Regions from separate parts of the Homo sapiens genome. Here region 2 is linked to region 1. The links are chromatin loops, found by intact Hi-C in ENCODE. Cell type or tissue: endothelial cell of umbilical vein. All regions are shown on one strand.

The links. Hi-C counts contacts between places; a loop is a spot of excess contacts. Peaks named below come from ENCODE experiments on the same cell type or tissue, not always from the same donor. Only the 100,000 strongest peaks of a DNase experiment are listed, where the experiment ranks them.
Region 2: a loop joins it to region 1, with 22 times the contacts of the local background. A loop is called at or near these places in 2 of 110 quality-filtered maps.

The regions. Positions count from the first base shown.
Region 1 is chr7:1,062,958-1,067,957 of GRCh38, forward strand. All of the region lies in intron 2 of CHLSN (cholesin), which reads right to left. It overlaps CHLSN-AS1 (CHLSN antisense RNA 1), which reads left to right and starts at 2,774. Exons shown (of 3, transcript NR_187853.1): 1 at 2,774-3,127. RefSeq lists a silencer at 1,396-1,690 and an enhancer at 2,747-2,916. In endothelial cell of umbilical vein, CTCF peaks have their summits at 2,980 (motif pointing left) and 3,179; a DNase peak (open chromatin) is centred at 2,954.
Region 2 is chr7:783,871-788,870 of GRCh38, forward strand. DNAAF5 (dynein axonemal assembly factor 5) reads left to right here. Exons shown (of 13, transcript NM_017802.4): 13 at 1,647-2,605. The coding sequence ends at 1,783. Among named protein-coding and RNA genes, the nearest start is that of SUN1, 46 kb to the right of the region's middle. In endothelial cell of umbilical vein, a CTCF peak has its summit at 2,705 (motif pointing right); a DNase peak (open chromatin) is centred at 2,721.

The DNA.
Region 1 (5,000 bases):
ACCCTAACCCTCAACACCCTCATCTGAACCCTAACCCTTACAGAATCGCTCTGGGCCTGCCTGGCTTTGCCAAGCCTGAGCGTGTGAGTGCATCTGACCTGCCCCCTCCGTTCTCTCTGGGCTCCTCCATCCTGTGTCTTCTGGCATCGCTCACAGACCCACGCCCCATCCTGCTCAGCCACCTTGACTCGCTGGGGGACCACAAGATGAACACAGCTCTGACACTGCCAGCTGACCCCGGCCACATCTGGGGCTTCCACGCGACGCTGTCCCCAAACAGCAAATCTTTGGGTACAGATGGGAGGTGTCCTGAGGCTGGGACAAGGACTGGGCAGGGGCTGGCAGCCGGTCTGGCAACATAAGCAAGCCCCTGGCTTTCCCTCTGCTCACTGCCTTGGCTCTCTTCCTCACTCTGTGACTGATCGGGTGCTCCTGAGAAACGGGCTCCCTGTGCTGCTCCTGGGGTGTGCGTCATTTTCCCGTGTCCCGTGTCCTACGGGTTCCAGGCACTACAATTCACTGGTCCACTCTGCTGCTGACAAACATGGGGACTGTTTCCAACTTCAGGCGTTCGTGCACGAAGCGGCGCTGTTCTGCCGTGTCTCCCAGCGCCCACCATGGGCCCCTGCGTGGGGCACTCCTCGGGCAGACACAGCCTCAGCCGCGCACGCTCACCAAGTGTGGTCTCACGTCCTCACCTGCCCTTGGTGCCATGTGTCTCTGGTATTTTGTGCCAAGCCAGGGGAGGATTAAGGCATTTCCCATCTTAATGACGTCTTGGCCTCTCCAAAGAAGCGCCTCTTTAGGGATTCTGCCCACGTTTCTAAGTGATGTAAGGTCCTTCCTGGTTTGATCTGAATGTGGGCCCTTGCCACGGCTCCTTAATCTAACTGTACCCCTGTACCTGTGCTGTTCTCTTTCCACAGAAGGGCGAGCTCTACCACACCACAGAGAAGTCAGAGCTCCGCAAGTCCCCACCTGGAAGATGGAAGACCCCTCAGAAACAGCCTGTTCTTCCCTCTGCAGAGGTGGGGGGCAGGGGGACTAGCCACACTCAAAACTGGCAGCCTCTGAGGGGAGGGAGTCACTTCAACATCTCGAACTTTAGACAGATGTGTGTGCCTCAGGCAGCATACACACACACATACATGCGTGCAAGCATGCACACATATGCAAGCACGCATGCACACACACAAACACACACGTCTGTCTCCTCCCCGGGAACACCGTGACCGGAAGAGGCTTCACACGCGTCGGCTGCAGGGTAGGAGACCCGACACAGCGCCGGGTCCTGATGGGCTGTGACGTGAAGATGGGGAGACCAGGCCCTTAGCAGCCACAGAACAGGCCCCGGAAAGACGCACGATGGCTCCACTCTTGGAAGCAGATGGTGGCTCTGTAGGGAGACAAGGCTTACCTTGCTCCAGGGACTCTGAGGAGACGCTGTGCAGGGAGGCTGCCCCCAGCAGGAGACATGGAAGGTGAGGGCAGAAGGAACAGCGGTGGGGAGCAGGGGCACTGACAGGTTCCAGACCCTGACCCTGAGCTTCCCACAGCGCCTAAACGCAACACCCTGACTCCTGAGAGGAAGGGAGGGAATCCCGAGCTGACCTCACACAGGAGAACCGAAGCTCAAAGCTCAAGTGTCACCCTGAAAGGCACCGGCAGACAAAGGCTGAGTCTCCAGAGCCAGCCCTGCATCCACCCAAACTAGCGTGGTGCAGGGACTCCTCCCTCGGCCGAGTCACCTGGCCCCAGACTGTCGGATGTGGGGCCAGCAGGGACCCTGGGGGACGCCCCATGGACACGAGGGAGACTGAAGCCCAGAGGGTCCCACAGCAGTGAGCAGCCCCTGCTGCCAGGCTCCAGGGCTCCAGAAGCCCCAGCCCACCCCACACTCAGGGCGCACAGAAGGCCCCAGGAGGGAGGGTGGGAAACGCCGGGTCAAGCGAGCAGCATCCGATTCTTTTCTGCAGGACATCTGAGCTGTGCCACACACACTAAGGCTTCTAAAGAGAAAAGACAGCGTTCCCCGCTGTCCAACCCTAATCATCACAGGACGCTTTCTGCAGAGCCCCTTGGGGCACGAAGATTCTTCCCAGCACCAGTCTGAGAAACGATGAGGCCCTGGGCAGGAGGAAACATGGCCCCATCCTGTTCTAGGGGCCACGGCACCCCTTGGGGCCCCTCTCCAGACCCAAGGCTGGACAGGCTGGCTTCCTGCCCAGCTCCAGCCAACTGGCATACACTAAGTGTGCAGCTGAGGTGGTGGGAGGAAGGTAAAACGTACCCCACTTGGCAGCCACTTCCAAAATTAAACATGGTTAACATCTGTCCCCGCTGTCCCAATTCCAGACATTTACCCAAGAAAAATGGGAACGGAAGTCCACACAAGCACCTGTATACAAATGTTCACGGCAGCTTTGCTCATAAGAGCCCAACACTGGAAACAACCCAACTGCACATCAACAGGTGGACAGATAAACAGATGTGGCCTGCGCATCGAAGGAATGCTACTCGTCAGCGAAATGGACCCACCGGGGACAGGCGCGGCAACAGGGTGAACCTCACAAAACATGCAGCTGCGGGGACACAGCTAGATGTGAGCACGTGCAAAGTACTGGAGCCTCTTCAGCAGCTCCAGAGCAGGGAACCCACCTCACCAGCGACACAGCGGCGACGAGGGCCGGGTCTGGGAGGGCGTGGGCCAGGGAGGGGCGACGGAGGCGGTCTCCCTTGCCGGGGTGCTGGTGACACAGCGGCTGCACCTGTCAGAACACGCCAGGGTGGAGACAGGAGATCTGTGTGCTTCCCGAGTACAGATCACGGCTCAGCATCTCATGGGAAAGGGACAGGGCTCTCTTCAGGACACGCAGTAAGATTTCAAGTGCGGGCACTTTTAATACTCCGCGATCCAAAGGCAGCTCCAGGGCCAGCCGCGGTTTCCGGCCTCAAGGGCAGGCTCGGTTCTGGAGCTCCCTCCAGTGGCCGTCGGGGTGCCGTCACTTTCAGGGCCCCACCAGGAGAGCAGGGGCCCCGCCGAGGACCAGAGCGCCTGGACCAGAGGGAGCCCTGCGCGGCCGGCACGGATGCCTCTCAATAGGCGGCATGGGGCCGACACGACTCGGTGAGTTCCCGCCACGGCTTTCGCCGGCAGCCGGCGGCTGGAGGACAAGGAGAATGCGCCGGTTCTGTTCCTGGACAAGCTCCATGGCGCTGCGGGGTCCCGGCCCAGAAAGCCCACCCTCCCCCAGAATTTCCCCAGGCCCACAGAAGGGGACCGGAATGGGAAAAATACCGACAAACGCAGCAACGGTGCGGCCGTAGGTGTCTGCGCATCCGGCGGGGCTCCTACGGGACCCCCACGCCGCCTGGACGCCGCCTAGCAGATTTGGGGCCAGGCTAATTGGGGCCCATCGTGGCCCACAGATGCCAGCTCCGGGCCATGCTGAGGGACAGGGGAGCGGAGGATACTGCCTGTTTCCCGGCGGGGGGCCCTGCTCAACAGCCTTTCCCTTCCCTACAAACTGTCCCAGGATCCCGGGCCATTCCTTCCAGTAAGTTGGGAAGTCCAGGACCAGACCTCAACGTGGAAAAAGCTGGAGGAGAGAAGGGGGGACGAGGGGTTCTACCTGCCCTCTACCTACCTGCCCTCCTACCTGTCTGTCCACGGGATGCCCAGAGGCTCCCAGACCACCAGCCCCAGACCCTTGGTACTGCGTCCCCAGCTGTCTGCCAGGGGCCTGCTGGGGAGGCCGATGCCCATCCCTAAGCCTGAGCCTCCAGCCCGGCACGAGGGAAGGCCCCACATGCCCCAAAGGAGAGGGTTCGGGGCACAATCTTCACAAAGGCTGGAGTGCACCCCAGAGGTGAGGGTTTGGGGCACAGTCTGTTGGCGGAGGCAGGAGTACACCCCAGAGGTGAGGGTTTGGGGCACAGTCTGTTGGCGGAGGCTGGAGTGCACCCAGAGGTGAGGGTTTGGGGCACAGTCTGTTGGCGGAGGCTGGAGTGCACCCAGAGGTGAGGGTTTGGGGCACAGTCTGTTGGCGGAGGCTGGAGTACACCCCAGAGGTGAGGATTTGGGGCAGTCTATTGGCAGAAGCTGGAGTACATCCCAGAGGTGAGGGTTTGGGGCACAGTCTGTTGGCGGAGGCAGGAGTACACCCCAGAGGTGTGGGTTTGGGGCACAGTCTGTTGGTGGAGGCTGGAGTGCACCCAGAGGTGAGGGTTTGGGGCACAATCTTCACACAGGCTGGAGTGCACCCCAGAAGTGAGGGTTTGGGGCACAGTCTGTTGGTGGAGGCTGGAGTACACCCAGAGGTGCGGGTTTGGGGCACAGTCTGTTGGAGGCTGGAATACACCCAGAGGTGAGGGTTTGGGGCACAGTTTTCACACAGGCTGCAGTGCACCCCAGAGGTGAGGGTTTGGGGCACAGTCTTCACACAGGCTGGAGTGCACCCCAGAGGTGAGGGTTTGGGGCACAGTCTGTTGGTGGAGGCTGGAGTACATCCAGAGGTGCGGGTTTGGGGCACAGTCTGTTGGAGGCTGGAATACACCCAGAGGTGAGGGTTTGGGGCACAGTCTTCACACAGGCTGCAGTGCACCCCAGAGGTGAGGGTTTGGGGCACAGTCTTCACACAGGCTGGAGTGCACCCCAGAGGTGAGGGTTTGGGGCACAGTCTGTTGGTGGAGGCTGGAGTACATCCAGAGGTGCGGGTTTGGGGCACAGTCTGTTGGAGGCTGGAATACACCCAGAGGTGAGGGTTTGGGGCACAGTCTTCACACAGGCTGGAGTGCATCCCAGAGGTGAGGGTTTGGGGCACAGTCTTCACACAGGCTGGAGTGCACCCCAGAGGTGAGGGTTTGGGGCACAGTCTTCACACAGGCTGGAGTGCACCCCAGAGGTGAGGGTTTGGGGCACAGTCTTCACACAGGCTGGAGTGCACCCCAGAGGTGAGGGTTTGGGGCACAGTTTTCACACAGGCTGGAGTGCACACCAG
Region 2 (5,000 bases), 280 kb before region 1:
CCAGTGCCCCTGTGCACCAGCTCAGCCTGCAGCCCCGGCCCTCTCGCCTCCCCAGGACTGCACAGGGCATCTCCCTTCCCCACTGCACGGTACAGGCCATTCTTTCTCCTGTCTTTAAAAAAACAAAACACAGATGCCCTGTACGCCGCCCCCACCTCCCCCACCTCCCCCACCGCACATCCGCCTGGCAGCAGGCTCCCTGGAAGCAGCCCGCCTTACCCCTCCTCGAGGCCCTGGGCCCATGGCAGGCATCTGCAGCCGTCCACCTGCCTGCACCTCTGAGCAGCGCCAGGCACAGCTGGCGGCCACGCACCCTCCTCTGGCTGCGGGACGCCCGTGCTCAGTCTCTTGGTCTTTCCCTCGCCCATGTGGGCCCCTCACTGCTCCTCTGCTGTGTCTGCACCGCTCCCTCAGAGCTCTTCTCCTGGCCTCAGCTCCACACACAAGTGCAGCTGCCTGGTGCCGAACCCTGGGCCGCTACCCCCCTCCCTGACTGCCTGCCGGGTTCCGCCACCCTCAGTGGCTCAGTGGCCATCTGTCCTCAAGACTGAAGGCGGAGACCTTGAGGTCCTCCTGGACCCCCTCTTAACTCCCAGCAGAATCTGATAGACTCCCCAGCCACTGCAGCAACCTCCCCATCCTCTTCCTGCCTCAGCTAGACACGCCCAACCCTTTCTGGCCCCCACCCCTGCAGCTCCCACTGCCCCCATCACACACACCACCACGAGCCCCTGACACGTTTGCCTTCCTGATTTTCATCATCGGCCACTGCTTCCCGATGAACCCTCCGTAAGCATGGGTTCATTTCCGGCTGTGTCGGTGATGCCTGGCCCGTGGGAGGTTTGCAGTCACTGCGGCAGGTGAATTGGCATCCGCAAATTGGATAAGAAAGTCGCCTGTTTTTCTGAGCCTATTTGCTCCTGTGAAACCTGTTTCTAAGCCCAAAAATGCCACCTGAAGACTCTGCAGGACATCATTTCATGGTCTGCCCACAACTGCCAGGAGGCGATTTTCAGTTCTTTGAATGCACGTTGTGACTGCCGTGCACCCACCCAGCAGCATCAGGTTCCTCATATTCACATAGTGACCATGCAGCATCAGGTCACTTGTCCACGTTGTGACTCAGGTCATTCGTATCCACATTCTGACTGCCGTCCACCCGTCCAGAGTGTCAGCTTACTTATATCCACGTTATGACTACTGTGCACCCATCCGCTGCATCAGGTCGCTCGTGTCCACACTGGGACTGCCGTGCACGTGGCCAGCAGCATCAGGTCACTTGTATCCACATTATGATCGCTGGACACCCATCCAGCAGGATCAGGTCATTCGTATCCACATTGTGACTACTGGGTCCCCATCCAGCAGCGTCAGGTCATTCGTCCCCAGATTGTGAGTCGGGTCACTCGTATCCACATTGTGACTACTGTGTCCCCATCCAGCAGCGTCAGGTCATTCGTCCCCACATTGTGAGTCGGATCACTCGTATCCGCATTGTGACTACTGTATGTCCACCCAGCAGCGTCAGGTTATTTGCAGATGCTTTTACAGATGCTTGAACTTCACTACAAAGCCAATTTGCACGAGAGGTAAGATTGGTTTCATGTTTGTTTCTGGCATGTTCAAGGTGTTTTTCTGTTTTACAGAGGTCCTCAAAGAGGGCAGCGGGCTGTTCCCAGATCTCCTGGTGAGGGAGACGGAGGCCGTCATCCACAAGCACCGCTCGGCCACCTACTGCGAGCAGCTCCTGCAGCATGTGCAGGCCGTGCCAGCCACACAGTGACCACGCTGGTTTCAGCCACGGCACACCCTTGTCCCCACCTGAGCCAGAGTTTGTGGCCTTTAAATCTCATAAACAAGGCACCTCTGTGCCAGCAGTGAGACTGTGACAGCAAGAATGTACTCCTCAGGACACCTGCCCACTCTTTCCCTGGAATAACAGCCTCTGAGTGGATTCTGCATGTTATGTGATTTGTTCTGTTCATCGAGAGGGCTCCCAAACATCTGCAGCTGATTTGAAATTAAAAGTAAGTCGCAGCCGCTCCTCCCGCAGCCACTTCAGCAGCATCTTAGATTTTAAGCCTCACGTGCGCAGCTGGTTCATGAACTATTGGCTGCATCCTGCTTAGGTGCCCACCAAGAAGGTTTTTACCTACTTAACAAAAAAGAAAGAAGCCAAAGTGATTAGAAAGAAATGAAATCTCTTTTTGGGTTCTGTCTACTGAAATTTAATATCTCAGTGAACAGACTAAAAGGAATTTAGAATCCTAACAACTTATCAGATTTCTCCTGTTTTAAATATACTGGGACTTTAAAGGTTATATGTCCGGTCACCGTATGTTTTAAGTCGGTGTTAATGCTAACAGTGTTGAAAACAATATTTCATGAGATCTAATTGTGGTTGCCCCTATAGGTAGCAGGAAAGTAAAGTTGCATTTCCCTCTCGCACATTCTACACCCAAGTGCCTAAAAGATCTCATTGTAAGTGGGTAGTGTTACCGGAAGCCATTGTGTTCACACGGGGGAAATGCCGTATATATTTTTCAACAAATATTAACGTTTATACTTTCATGTTTGAAAATTTAATTAAAAATGTTTGTTTTAATGATTGTGTATGCCTGACTTTGTGAGTTGGTAACTAACCGACATGTCAGGCAGGGATCCCAGCCTCTAGAATTCCAGAGTTCCTCTGTGGGGTGTCGTAGTGCCCGCTCTGGACACCAGGGGGCAGGAGCTCCCAACACGTTCGGGGAACACCCCTGGTAAGGAGGGCCCCATAGGACTCACCTTGAGAGGGGCTGGGGCATCAGGGTGAGGGCAGGCCAGCCTTGGGGGGGTGTCAGGGTTGGGGGAGGTCAGCCTTGGGGGGCATCATCAGGGTGAGGGCAGGCCAGCGTTGGGAGGGGTGTCATGGTTGGGGAGGTCAGCCTTGGGGGGTGTCAGGGTCGGGTGAGGTCAGCCTTGGGGGGCATCAGGGTGAGGGCAGGCCAGCCTTGGGGGTGTCTGGGTAGGGGGAGGTCAGCCTGGTTGGCAGGTGGGGTGTCCAGGTGCAGAGAGGTCAATCTGGATGGGGGTTGGTTTCAGAGTTGGGGGACGTCAACCTTGATGGAGGGTGTTTTGTCTGGGTGGGGGAAGGTCACCTTTGGGATTGTCTGGGTGGGGGAGGTCAGCCTTGGGGGAGGTCAGCCTTGGGGGTGGCTGGGGTGTCCAGGTTGTGGGAGGTCAGCCTGGGGGGGACGCCGGGGTGGAGAGGTCAGCCTTGGGGGGTGTCTGGGTTGAGGGAGGTGAACCTCGGAGGGTGTCAGGGTTGGGTGAGGTCAGCCTTGGGGGGTATCTGGTTTGGGGGAGGTCAGCCTTGTGGTGTCTGGGTTGGGGGAGGTCAGCCTTGGGGGGTGTCTGGGTTGGGGGAGGTCAGCCTTGGGGGGTGTCTGGGTTGGGGGAGGTCAGCCTTGGGGGGTGTCTGAGTTGGGGGAGGTCACTCTTGGGGGGAGTCAGGGTGGGAGGAGGTCACTCTTGGGGGGTGTCTGGGTTAGGGGAGGTCACCCCTGGGGGGTGTCAGGGTTGGGGGAGTTCAGCCTTGGGGATGGCTGGAGTGTCCGGATTGGGAGGTCAGCATGTATAGCTGAGCCTGCCCCATGGACTCACATCCCCTGCCCTAGACACCCTCGCCACCCTCTGGTCCCCTTCAGAGTTGCACCGTCATGGCTGTTCCCTGCGCCAGCTTCTGTAACTCGTGGCCACAGGGATTTCGGGGGCCCTCAGGGGTGGTCTTCCACCTCTTCCTTGTGTGCCCTTTGACCTCTGTGGCTTCTGCCACATCCTTGAAGAGCCCTCAAGAGCCCCTGGGTCGGTGGTCCTTGGTGGCGATGGAGCCAGTGGCAGCAGCCTCACCTGGAAGCTTGTTAGAAAGGCACATTGCAGGGCCTCAGGCCAGACCTACTGAGGCAGAGACAGGTGGGCCGCAGTCAGCCCTGCAGGTGATTCTGAGGCTGCGGACTGGGAGGACCCCCACCTGTGCACCAAGCAGTTCCCATCCAGCTCCCATCCAGCACGAGGCTCCGTCGTCTGTCTCTGTCACAAGACCCAGAAATGAATGGCAGGGAGCTTGCCCGAGAGGACACACGTGTGAGGGGCCCCTCGACCCCTCGGACGCAAGTGCACCAACCCCTGGGCCGTCCCTCGCCCTGCATGCTGGGGCCACAGCATGGGAAGAGACATCAGCGCTGCCGCTCCGTCTCTACACATCTGTAAAGGGAGCTCCCAGGGACCTGGCACGTCCACAGGTGCGTGTGTTCAGAGAAAGACGGAAACCCAGCCTACAAGGGTTCACAGACACCCAAGAGGCATTACGTCCCTCTCCACTTAATTCTTTGAAATGTTGATAGGCCGGGTGTGGTGGTTCATGCCTGTAAAATCCAGCACTTTGGGATGCTGAGTGGAGAGGATCACTTGAGCCCAGGAGTTCGAGACCAGCCTGGGGAACAGAGGGAGACCCCATCTCTACCAAAAATTTTTAAAATGAGCCGGGCGTGTTGGTGGCCCATGCCTGTAATCCCAGCACTTTGGGAGGCCAAGGCGGGCAGATCTCTTGAGGCCAGGAATTCAAGACCAGCCTGGACAGCATTGGGAAACCCCGTCTCTACAAAAAAATTTTAAAAATGAGTGGGCATGGTGGCGCACACCTGCAGTCTGAGCTACTCAGGAGTCTGAGATGGAAGAATCACCCGAGCCTGAGAAATCGAAGCTGCAGTTACCCAAGATTGCACTCACTTTTTTTAAACAAGTGAGACCTTGTTTAAAAAAAAAATTTTGTAAATCATAAATGAGTGCATTAATACAACATGTACTTTTTTTGTCTTGCCTCTTTCACTCATCAGTTTTGATGTCCATCTATGTTGGGGTGTCCATCAATAGTTCATTCCTTTTTGCTGCTGCGTAATATTCCATTCTATAGATAAGCCACAGTGTGTTCACCCACTCAGCTTTTGACGTGTGTTTGA